Linked DNA regions of Homo sapiens: region 1 is linked to region 2. A link is a loop called in an ENCODE intact Hi-C map of the cell type or tissue named here. Cell type or tissue: heart left ventricle. All regions are shown on one strand. Links, peaks and the distances in the headings refer to the core of each region. The heading gives the core; the rest is flanking DNA.

Region 1 (5,372 bases), core at 105-5,104, 100 kb before region 2:
GGGCGGATTACAAGGTCAGGAGTTCGAGACCGGCCTGACCAACACAGTGAAACCCCGTCTCTACTAAAAATACAAAAATTAGCTGGGCGTGGTGGCAGACGCCTGTAATCCCAGCTACTCGGGAGGCTGAGGCAGGGGAATCGCTTGAACCTGGCAGGCGGAGGTTGTAGTGAGCCAAGATCGTGCCACTGCACTCCAGCCTGGGCAACACAGCTAGACTCCATCTCAAAACAAAAAATAAAAAACAAAAAAAATCTGTGACATTACATTCATTTCCACCATTATCCATTATTTTGTTTTCTTTTGTTTTGTTTTCTCCATTTAATCACTGATCTGATTAAAAAAGACTTACACATTGAGGCCAGGCACAGTGGCTCACGCCTGTAATCTCAGCACTTTGGTAGGCTGAAGTGGGCGGATCACTTGAGGTCAGGGGTTCGAGACCAGCCTGGCCAACATGGCAAAACCCCATCTCTACTAAAAATACAAAAATTAATTGGGTGTGGTGGCAGGCACCTGTAATCCCAGCTATTTGGGAGGCTGAGGTGAGAGCATCACTTGAACCCAGGAGGCAGAGCTTGCAGTGAGCCCACACCGCACCACTGCACTTCAGCCTGGGCGACAGAGTGAGACACTATCTCAAAACAAAACAAAACAAAAACAAAAACTTCTTCTTGTGAACAAAATGTAGGAAAAGAAGCAAAAGTAATTGTGGTTTCTGGTTTAGCGACTGTAATTGAGTGTGTTCCCCCCACCATCCCGAGAAAATTCTATAATATACTTGTTTTTTGTCTAAAAAAGAAACCTGAACAAAATTGATTAAGCATTATTATTATTATTATTTTTGAGATGAAGTTTCGCTCTTGTTGCCCAGGCTGGAGTGTAATGGCGCGATCTCGGCTCACTGCAACCTCTGCCTCCCGAGTTCAAGCGATTCTCCTGCCTCAGCCTCCCAAGTAGCTGGGATTACAGGCGTGAGCCACTGTGTCCAGCCTAATTAAGCACTATTATACAAAAATGAGTTCTGGCTTCAGTAGTGTGGAAGTGGGAAGAAACTAGAGAAAGAGATAAACTACTGAGTCCTGGTACCACCAAGCAAGTTTCAGGGACCTTTGGAAAGTTCCCTCTGCAAAACTCCCATCCTGTTAGAACTTGTGAACCCCGAAAATCTGAGATAGGTCTCAGTTAATTTAAAAAGTTTATTTTGCCAAGGTTGAGGATACGTGCCCTGAGGACCTCCTTGAGGACATGTGCCCAAGGTGGTCAGAGCACAGTTTGGTTTTCTACATTTTAGGGAGACATGAGACATCAATCGACATATATAAGATCAACACGGGTTTGGTCTGGAAATGGGGGCTTTCCAGGTCATAGGTAGATAGGAGACAAATGGTTGCATTCTTTTGAGCTTCCCTCCCTCTCTCTCTCTCTTTCTTTCTTCATATGGAGTTTCCCTCTTTCGCCCAGGCTGGGGAGAAGTGGCCCAATTTCGGCTCACTGCAACCTCTGCTCCCGGGTTCAAGCGATTCTCCTGCCTCAGCCTCCCAAGCAGCTGGGATTACAGGCGCCCGCCACCACGCCCAGCTAATTTATATATTTTTAGTAGAGATAGGGGTTTCTCCATGTTCACCAGGCTGATCTCGAACTCCTGACTTCAGGTGATCCACCCGCCTTGGCCTCCCAAAGTGTTAGGATTACAGGCGTGAGCCACCGTGCCCAGCCTGGATTCTTTTTTTTTTTTAATCTTATTTTTTGAGAGGGAGTCTGGCTCTGTTGCTCAGGCTGGAGCGTAGTGGCTGAGCTCGGCTCACTGCAACCTCCGCCTCCCGAGTTCAAGCGATTCTCCTGCCTCAGCCTCCCGAGTAGCTGGAATTACAGGCGCCCACCAGCATGCCCGGCTAATTTTTGTATTTTTAGTAGAGACGGGATTTCGTTATGTTGGCCAGGCTGGTCTGGAACTCCTAACCTCAAGTGATCCGCCCGCCTCTCCTTCCCAAAGTGCTGGGATTACAGGTGTGAGCCACCGCACCCAGCCTCCAAAAGAGGCAATCAGATAACGCATTTATGTTAGTGAGCAGAGGGGTAACTTTGAATAGAATGGGAGACAGGTTTTCCCTACGCAGTTCCCAGCTTGACTTTTCCCTTTAGCTTAGTGATATGGGGGCCCCAAGATATTTTCCTTTGACGAATTCATCTCGGAAACCAAGATTTATTTTCTTTTGGAATTTTAAAAGTTTTGCTCTTGCATTTAAAAAAAACAGTGCGTGTGTGTTTCGCTTTAATTATTATTTGCTGCATTTTGGAACTGAGTCAGGCAAATCATTTTTGTTCCTAGGCAAGTGCCTTTGATCTTCAAAATCTACCCAGTCTTTGGGGCACTGCTGTCTCCTTTCACAAGGTCCTAATTCCCACTGAAACCAGTCTGTAGTATTTGTGGCTTGGGGCCACTTCAAGATTTCAAATTTCAGCCTCAGACTCCAATCCCCGGGCGGGATCCGGGAGACCCAGCCCCGTGCGGCCCCCGCCGAGCTGGCGGGGATTGCAACGTCGGGATCGTGGCGACGCGCGGGGCCCTGGAGCCCAGGCGCGCGGCCCCAGGCGCGTCAGCCCCTCCCCGCCGGCGTCGCTCGCCGTCGCCTGCGGTGACTCAGCTCTTCCGGTCACCGCCGTCACTGGTGGTTCCCGACTGCAGTGAAGGTGCGGACGCCAAGTCACTGCTCAGTAATGCTGGAGCCGCCGGCGTCCCGGGCCTTCTCCAAATGCGCTGCATTCCTGCCCCCACCATGACTCAGCGGCTTCCGCTCCGGCGTCAGCGGCGCTCCGGCCTCCGCCCGCGAGGCCCTGCTGCCTTCCCACTGCCCCACGGGGGCCACAACGCGCCCGCTTCCGCCCTTAGGTGTCCTTCCAAGCCCCTGAAAAGGTTTGGCAGCTTGATAAAGGATCCCTGAACTCCAGTGTTTAGGCCCTGCAAGGCTCTTCTCTGTACATTGAGGAGCTGAGGCCTCCGCACGGGAAAGTATTCCCCACCCCCCAGCGCAAGGAGGAAGTTAGCCTAAGACTAATTGAGGCAACTGAGGCCTCGGACAGCCGCGGGTCCTGAGAGCCCGATGGACCTACTTTGGAAGTTCAACGTTACCGTTTGCAGATGTGTGACACTCCCCTACTCCTACCCCCACTCCTACCCCCACCCACTTAACAGACATGAGGATTATTCCATGCCACCTTGTTGTTGGCATTGCGTAGCACATGGTAGGAACTCAGCAAATCTCAGCTTTTGTTTGTATTTTCTCTTTCTTTCCTTTTTTTTTTTTTTTTTTTTTTTGAGACGGAGTCTCCCTCTGTCACGAGGCTGGCGCGATCTCGGCTCACCGCAACCTCCCCCTCCTGGGTTCCTCCTGGGTTCAAGCGATTCTCCTGCCTCAGCCTCCTGAGTAGCTGGGACTACAGACGCACGACACCACGCCCAGCTGATTTTTGTATTTTTAGTAGAGACAGGATTTCACAATATTGGCTAGGATGGTCTCGATCTCTTGACCTCGTGATCCGCCTGCCTTGGCCTCCCAAAGTGCTGGGATTACAGGCGACAGCCACCGTGCCTGGCCTGTATTTTCTTTGAAATGCCTTTTAGATGTAGTTCTTCCTCTCCATGGACAGAGTCACCTCAGCAACTTCCTAACTGGTTTTGCCACATTCCCATCCAACTTCACACAATGACCGGGTGCATTTTTATGGCACACTGTATTCTGCAAGTCATTCCTCTGTGCAAGAAAATTTAATACTCTGTTGAATTTTGGTTTGAGTGGAAAGTCCTTTCCCTGGTATTTAAAGCGATCCATCATAGTCCGGCTCCCATCCTTCCCATAAATATTTTAGGCCTGCTCTGCATCCTGTATTGTGGTACTCGGATTCCTGCCCTCCAGAGCTCTGGTGAGGGGAGATAAATACATAATCACGTCGTCATTATACTGTGTAATAAGTGCTCTGATCGAAGTGTGAACAGGACAGAGAGCAACTCAGTGTAATAGAGGGGGAAGAAGAAAGGCTTCACAGAGGAATAAATATATGGGGGAGGGAGATGGCTTGATGGTTGTGAGGCATTTACCAGCACTCTGATAGATATTGTATATAGCAGAGTGTCCTTGTTGCTGCAGGTTTTCGAAGGCATCATTGTGCTCTGCTCTGTTGCTGTTACAGAAGGCTTGAAACATCTAGCCCCATCCTTTAATCTTGGATCCAGAAGTATTGTGGGAAATAAAATTTGATTTAAAAATGATTATCACCTGATGAAATACAGCTTGCAGAAAGAAATAATGGATTCCTTACAGGAAAAATTCTGTACCAAGGATACCCTTATAAGGAGTAGAATTGGCCACAGGGCCTAAGTGCTAGAGAAGACAGTGTTTGTGAAGATTCTATAAGGCTGTACTTGAACCTGCCCCAGCTCAACCCTCTGGGGCATGCTTATCAGTCCTGGGAAGGAGAAGGCTGTGTACTAAAATGGAAACAACCGAATCACCAGGGGCCCAGGTCCTCTTCTGTGTGGCATGCTGAAAGAATTGAATTATTGAGAACCCAGCACACACTCTGTGGGATTCTCGGTTTTTAAAGAGCTGAATGTAAGAAAGGCATTTACCTACTGGCCAGAGAGAGATGGGCAGTGGAGCTCTGCAAGTTGTCAGTGACAGATTCTAGGTGGCAGTAGCAGGGAGAGCTGAGGCTCCAAGGGGGCCTCCAGGTCAAGGACAACTCAGGGACAGAGCAGATGGCCTAAGTAGCATTGATATGGGTACTTACAGGCAGAGAGGACAGGGATCACAGAGGTGGTGAGAGCTGCAGTTCAAATAGTGTCTGCGATTACAGTAGATTTTAATTTCTTTTTATTTTTCTGAATTAAATTTGTCCATGGTGAACATGGTTTTTTTTTCTGGTGGGCGGGGGGGAGGGATGGAGTTTCACTCTTATTGCCCAGGCTGGAGTACAATGGCCCGACGTTGGCTCACTGCAACCTCCGCCTCCCGGGTTCAAGCAATTCTCCTGCCTCAGCCTCCCGAGTAGTTGGGATTACAGGTGTGCGCTGCCACCATGCCTGGCTAATTTTTGTATTTTTAGTAGAGATGGGGTTTCACCATGTTAGTCAGGCTGGTCTCGAACTCCTGATCTCAGGTGATCCACCCACCTCGGCCTCCCAAAGTGCTGGGATTACAGGCGTGAGTGAGCCACCATGCCTGGCAACATGTTTTTAATGTCAGAAAAAAAATTTTTTATTACCCAGTGTTAGTGCAGATGAAGTAAAATTGGCCTTCCTATTCAATAGAGTTTTACAAGAAATGAATCACAGTACACTTCCTGACTCATCTGTGAAAATTACACATATT
Region 2 (5,372 bases), core at 54-5,053:
ATTTTAGTTTTAGGCCGGGCGCGGTGGCTCACGCCTGTAATCCCAGCACTTTGGGAGGCTGAGGCGGGCGGATCACGAAGTCAGGAGATCGAGACCATCCGGGCTTACAGGGTGAAACCCCGTCTCTACTAAAAATACAAAAAATTAGCCGGGCGTGGTGGCGGGCGCCTGTAGTCCCAGCTACTCAGGAGGCTGAGGCAGGAGAATGGCGTGAACCCGGGAGGCGGAGCTCGCAGTGAGCCCAGATCGCGCCACTGCACTCCAGCACTCTAGCCTGGGCGACAGAGCGAGACTCCGTCCAAAAAAAAAAAATTATTTTGATGAGTACCTAATAATTGTTCAAGTTTATCTTTTAAGGTCTTCAAATTCTTATAGTACAGATGTTTTTCATCTTTTTCATATGTAGTAAGTTTGTGACTTTGATGTAATTTTTGGAATTCGGTTCAGGGTATTGGTGTTGGAAGGGACCTCAGAGGGGAAAATGAGGCCCAGGAAGGACAGTGGGGCCTGTATACACTAGTTAATTGCTTGGTCCAGTGCTCTTCTCATGACATTAAACTGCATCTCATTGGCCTGGCTGGAGGTCTTTAGAAAACACTAACATGTTGAGAAATATTAAAAACAACATAATTCTTCTCAGTAAAAGAAACTAAGGTGGTGGAATAAACTTTTTTTTATGCGTGTTTTTGAGTGTCAAATTGTATGAACACTTGGTTTGAGAAGATAGAATGTTTTGCGAATGATAGAGCATAAGAATGAAGCTGGGAAGTTAACTGTTAGCGAGAGCATGAGTTTAGGGTAATATTCCTGCTCTCCTATTGACTATCTTTGTGATTGGGAGCAAGTTAGAGATAACCCTGTCAGGGTCCTCATCTATAAAAAAAGAATGTAAATAAAAATAATCTCATCAAGTAGACCTTCAAAAATGTTTAAAAACTGTCTTTCAACATTTCATTAAAAAAGAAATGTTACTGTCTTAATGGATATGTGTTAATTATCTGGCTTTTTGGCAAGCTAAAATTATATCCTTGTGAAAGTTTATTGGGATAATAAAGAAAGGGGGATGAGTTGTATAAAATGTGTAAAGAGGGGTATTTTCTGTTTTTTTAAAAATGTGGTTGCAGTAGTGGAATGCCGAGACCACATTTCCGATAGGTGGCCTTTGTTAGAGTATGCAGTGTTGGAAGGATTTTTTTTCCCTCTTCATTTCATTTCTGGTGGGTTGGTAGGGGAATCTGAACTATCCAGAGGGAATCTTTTTTTTTTTTTTTTTTTGAGACACAGTCTCACTCTGTTGCCCCAGCTGGAATGCAGTGCTGCAATAGTGGCTCACTGAAACCTCCGTCTCCCAGGTTCAAGCAATTCTGCCTCAGCCTCCCGAGTAGCTGGGATTATGAGCCGCGCGTGCCACCACATCAGGCTAATTTTTGTATCTTTAGTAGAGATGGGGTTTCACCATGTTGGCCAGGCTGGTCTTGAATTCTTGACCTCAAGTGATCTGCCCACCTCGGCCTCCCAAAATGCTAGGATTACAGGCGTGAGCCACCACTCCCAGAGGGAATCTTTGAATAAAACAAAGCAGAGTACAAATAGCAGGTTCTTCCTGAGAGTCTCCAGGGTGCATTTTCTCTCCTCAGCCTGCCTTGTAGCTCCCAAACTGATGATATCATACTCAGTAACTAACTACAGGAAATTGTAATTTGTAGCCAGGTTCTCCAAGAAGGTATTAAGGAGTCTCTAAGAAGGTGCACTCCACACAGTTAACTTACATAGCTCAGGTAGCATCTACATTCTTAAAAAGTGAACCCAGAATAAGCAAATCAAAGATGCTCGGTGTTCCTTCTTGTTTTGTGGAGAAAGGTTAAGATTCATTCCTCTCTGTCTGCAACAAATAAACATGGAGGCTGGGCGCAGTAGCTCACACCTGTAATCCCAGTACTTTGGGAGGCTGAGGTGGGTGAATTGCTTGAGCCCAGGAGTTTGAGACCAGCCTGGGCAGCACGGCAAGACTCTTATCTCTACAGAAAGTACAAAAAATTAGCTGGGTGTGGTGGCATGCACCTGTGGTCCCAGCTGCTCAGGAAGCTGAGGTGAGAAGGTCACTTGAGTCTCAGAGGCAGAGGTTGCAGTGAACTGAGATTGTGACACTGCACTCCAGCCTGAGCAACAGAGTGAGACCCTGTCTCAAATAAACAAATACAACTAAAAATAAAAAATAAAAAAACCCAAATAAGCATAGAGCTTGCTGTGTTTAATATAGACTGAGGTAATTGGATTTTGTAGGAATCTCTTCCTGTCACTTCTTTCCCTTTCTTGCAGACTCAGCATTTAGGCAAGTAATGTAGTTGTTTTTTGTGCAAGGAATTGAGGAATGTGTGAAAATTAATTTTGTTTTCTGGTTGAGGAAGCTCTTTGGGCTAGAAGGAGAAGAAGGTAATATGTGAGCAAAGCACAGATTTAGCCACCTTGAGGATATGGTGTCTGCTTGTTGGCTTTTTGAACTTGTCAGTTAGGTAAGCAAATCTGGAAGAATTGCTTCTGATTTATGTTTTCCATTATTTTTGGCACATCGTAAGTGGGGAGGCAGATGATAGTGGAGTTCAGTTTCTTTTTCTACCTCTGATGGGCGAATGTCCTGGTGAATCTTCTTTTTCTTTGTTTCTGATGGTCACCACTAGGTGACCCCAGGAGAAGGTTTTACTGTGAAATGGGGTTCATGAGTTTATTTTCCTTGTCTCTGCTTGAGAATTAAGGTTCCCAAATACTTGTGACGTATTTCTTACCTTGGAATCTGTAAGTTCCTCTGAACTGATCTGCACCTAGCATTGAGATATAAGTATCCTAGGTTCTTTCATCTTGTACTCCAATTTTCCCAGGCTCTGTGCAGAAGCTCTTGCCAGGAATTGAAGAGAAGTGGCTAGGGATAAGGATAGATGGGAAACTGGCCAGTGTGCTGTATGAACTTACTAGAAAATTGAGACTACACTGAAATAGTCTCTCTCTTTTTTTTTTTTTTTTTTTTTTTGAGATGGAGTCCTGCTCTTTTGCCCAGGCTGGAGTGCAATGGCGTGATCTCAGCTCACTGCAACCTCTGCCTGTCTGGTTCAAGTGATTCTGAGCCTCAGCCTCCCAAGTAGCTGGGACCACAGGTGTGCACTAGCACACCTGGCTAATTCTTGTATTTTTAGTAGAGACAGGATTTCGCCATGTTGGTCAGGCTGGTCTTGAACTCCTTACCTCAGGTGACCCACCCGCATTGGCCTCCCAAAGTATTGGGATTACAGGTGTGAGCCGCTTCGCCTGGCCTGAAATAGTCTCTTAATGTCACCTTTAGAAGAGAGAGGGTCCTGGTACAGTGGCTCACATCTGTAATTCCAGCAGTCTGGGAGGCTGAGGCAGGATGATGCTTGGGTCCAGGAGTTTGAGATCACCTTGGCCACTGTAGCAAGACCCTGTTTTTTTGTTGTTTGTTTGTTTGTTTGTTTTGAGATGGGAGTCTCACTCTGTCGCCCAGGCTGGCGTGCAGTGGCACGATCTCGGCTCACTGCAAACTCCGCCTCCCGGGTTCACGCCATTCTCCTGCCTCAGCCTCCGGAGTAGCTGGGACTACAGGCGCCCACCACCACGCCCGGCTAATTTTTTTGTACTTTTTTTTTTTAGTAGAGATGGGGTGTCACCGTGTTAGCCAGGATGGTCTTGATCTCCTGACCTTGTGATCCGCCTGCGTTGGCCTTCCAAAGTGCTGAGATTACAGGCTTGAGTCACCACGCCTGGCCTGTTGTTTATTTTTTTGAGATGGAGTTTTGCTGTTGTTGCCCAGGCTGGAGTGCAATGGCACGACCTCAGCTCACTGCAACCTCTGCCTCCTGGGCTCAAGCGATTCTCCTGCCTCAGCCTCTCAAGTAGCTGGGATTACAGGCATGTGCCACCATGCCCGGCTAATTTTGTATTTTTAGTAGAGATGGGGTTTCACCATGTTGGTCAGGCTGGTCTTGAACTCCTGACCTCAGTTGATCTGCCCGCCTCGGCCTCCCAAAGTCCTGGGATTACAGGTGTGAGCCACTGCGCCCAGCCTAATACCCTGTTTTTATAAAAAATAAAAATAATTAAGAAAGAGAAAAAGGTGACTGTCTAGGAAAGCTAGAGGACTAGTCAAATCATACTCCTCCTTGACTGTATTGAGCAGTGAAATTCGAACTTCAAAATTATCGAATGTTAACATGAAAGCACCCTTTGCAATTATATAACCTTCTGATTTTACAGATGAGGAAACTGAGGCCCTGAGAAAGTGGGAGAATATTTGTCTCCCTTGCCACATTTCATTCTTTTCTGCTACTTGAGTGATATTTTGCATGCTTTGCAGACCTTTGATGAGTGGTGGATGCGGGGGGAACAAGCAAAAAATTTGTCTGGCAGGGCAGGAACAGACGTTATGGTAGTTTTTTTCTAGTCCAGGTTTCTGTTTCATGGTAAGAAAGAATACTGTGTGTGCAATAGCAAGACTTGGAACCAACTCAAATGTCCATCAGTAAGAGACTGGATAAAGAAGATGGCACATACACATCATGGAATACTATGCAGCCATAAAAAAGGATGAGTTCATGTCCTTTGCAGGGACATGGATGAAGCTGGAAACCGTCATTCTCAGCAAACTATCACAAGAACAGAAAACGGAACACCACATGTTCTCACTCATAAGTGGGAGTTGAACAATGAGAACACATGGATGTAGGGAGGGGAACATCACACACTGGGGCCTGTTGGGGGGGTGGGGGACTAGGGGAGGGATAACATTAGGAGAAATACCTAATGTAGGTGACTGGTTGACAGGTGCAGCAAACCACCATGCCATGCCATGTGTATACCTATGTAACAAAACTGTATGTTCTGCACATGTACCCCAGAACTTAAAGTATAATTTAAAAAGGAAAAAGAAAGAATACTGTGTGTACTGTGTGTAGACCGGGTACGGTGGCTCATGCTTGTAATCCCAGCACTTTGGGAGGTTGAGGTGGGTGGATCACTTGAGGTCAGGAGTTTGAGACCAGCCTGGCCAACATGGTGAAACCCTGTCTCTACTAAAGATACAAAAATTAGCCGGGCCTGGTGGCACACACCTATAATCCCAGCTACTCGGGAGGCTGAGGCGAGAGAATCGCTTGAATCTGGGAGGCGGAGGCTGCAGTGAGCCAAGATGGCGTCACTGCACTCTGGCCTGGGCAACAAAGTGAGACCTTGTCTCAAAAAAAAAAAAAGAATACTGTGTGTGTTGGCTGGGCGCGGTGGCTCACGCCTGTAATCCCAGCACTTTGGGAGGCCGGGGTGGGCGGATCACAAGGTCAGGAGATCGAGACTATCCTGGCTAACACGGT

Evidence for each region. Hi-C counts contacts between places; a loop is a spot of excess contacts. Peaks named below come from ENCODE experiments on the same cell type or tissue, not always from the same donor. Only the 100,000 strongest peaks of a DNase experiment are listed, where the experiment ranks them.
Region 1: it touches region 2 in a loop (2.5-fold over the local background); 19 of 110 quality-filtered maps call a loop at or near these places.

Annotation. Positions count from the first base shown.
Region 1 is chr11:9,361,805-9,367,176 of GRCh38, reverse strand. No RefSeq gene overlaps it. Among named protein-coding and RNA genes, the nearest start is that of IPO7, 20 kb to the left of the region's middle. RefSeq lists enhancers at 1,930-2,631, 2,267-3,466 and a silencer at 2,457-2,636. In heart left ventricle, for the core only: no CTCF peak of the experiment used is centred there; a DNase peak (open chromatin) is centred at 2,726; H3K4me3 peaks cover 1,285 bases; H3K27ac peaks cover 3,156 bases.
Region 2 is chr11:9,257,681-9,263,052 of GRCh38, reverse strand. All of the region lies in intron 1 of DENND5A (DENN domain containing 5A), which reads left to right. Among named protein-coding and RNA genes, the nearest start is that of DENND5A, 5.0 kb to the left of the region's middle. RefSeq lists a silencer at 2,131-2,190. In heart left ventricle, for the core only: a CTCF peak has its summit at 2,686; no DNase peak of the experiment used is centred there.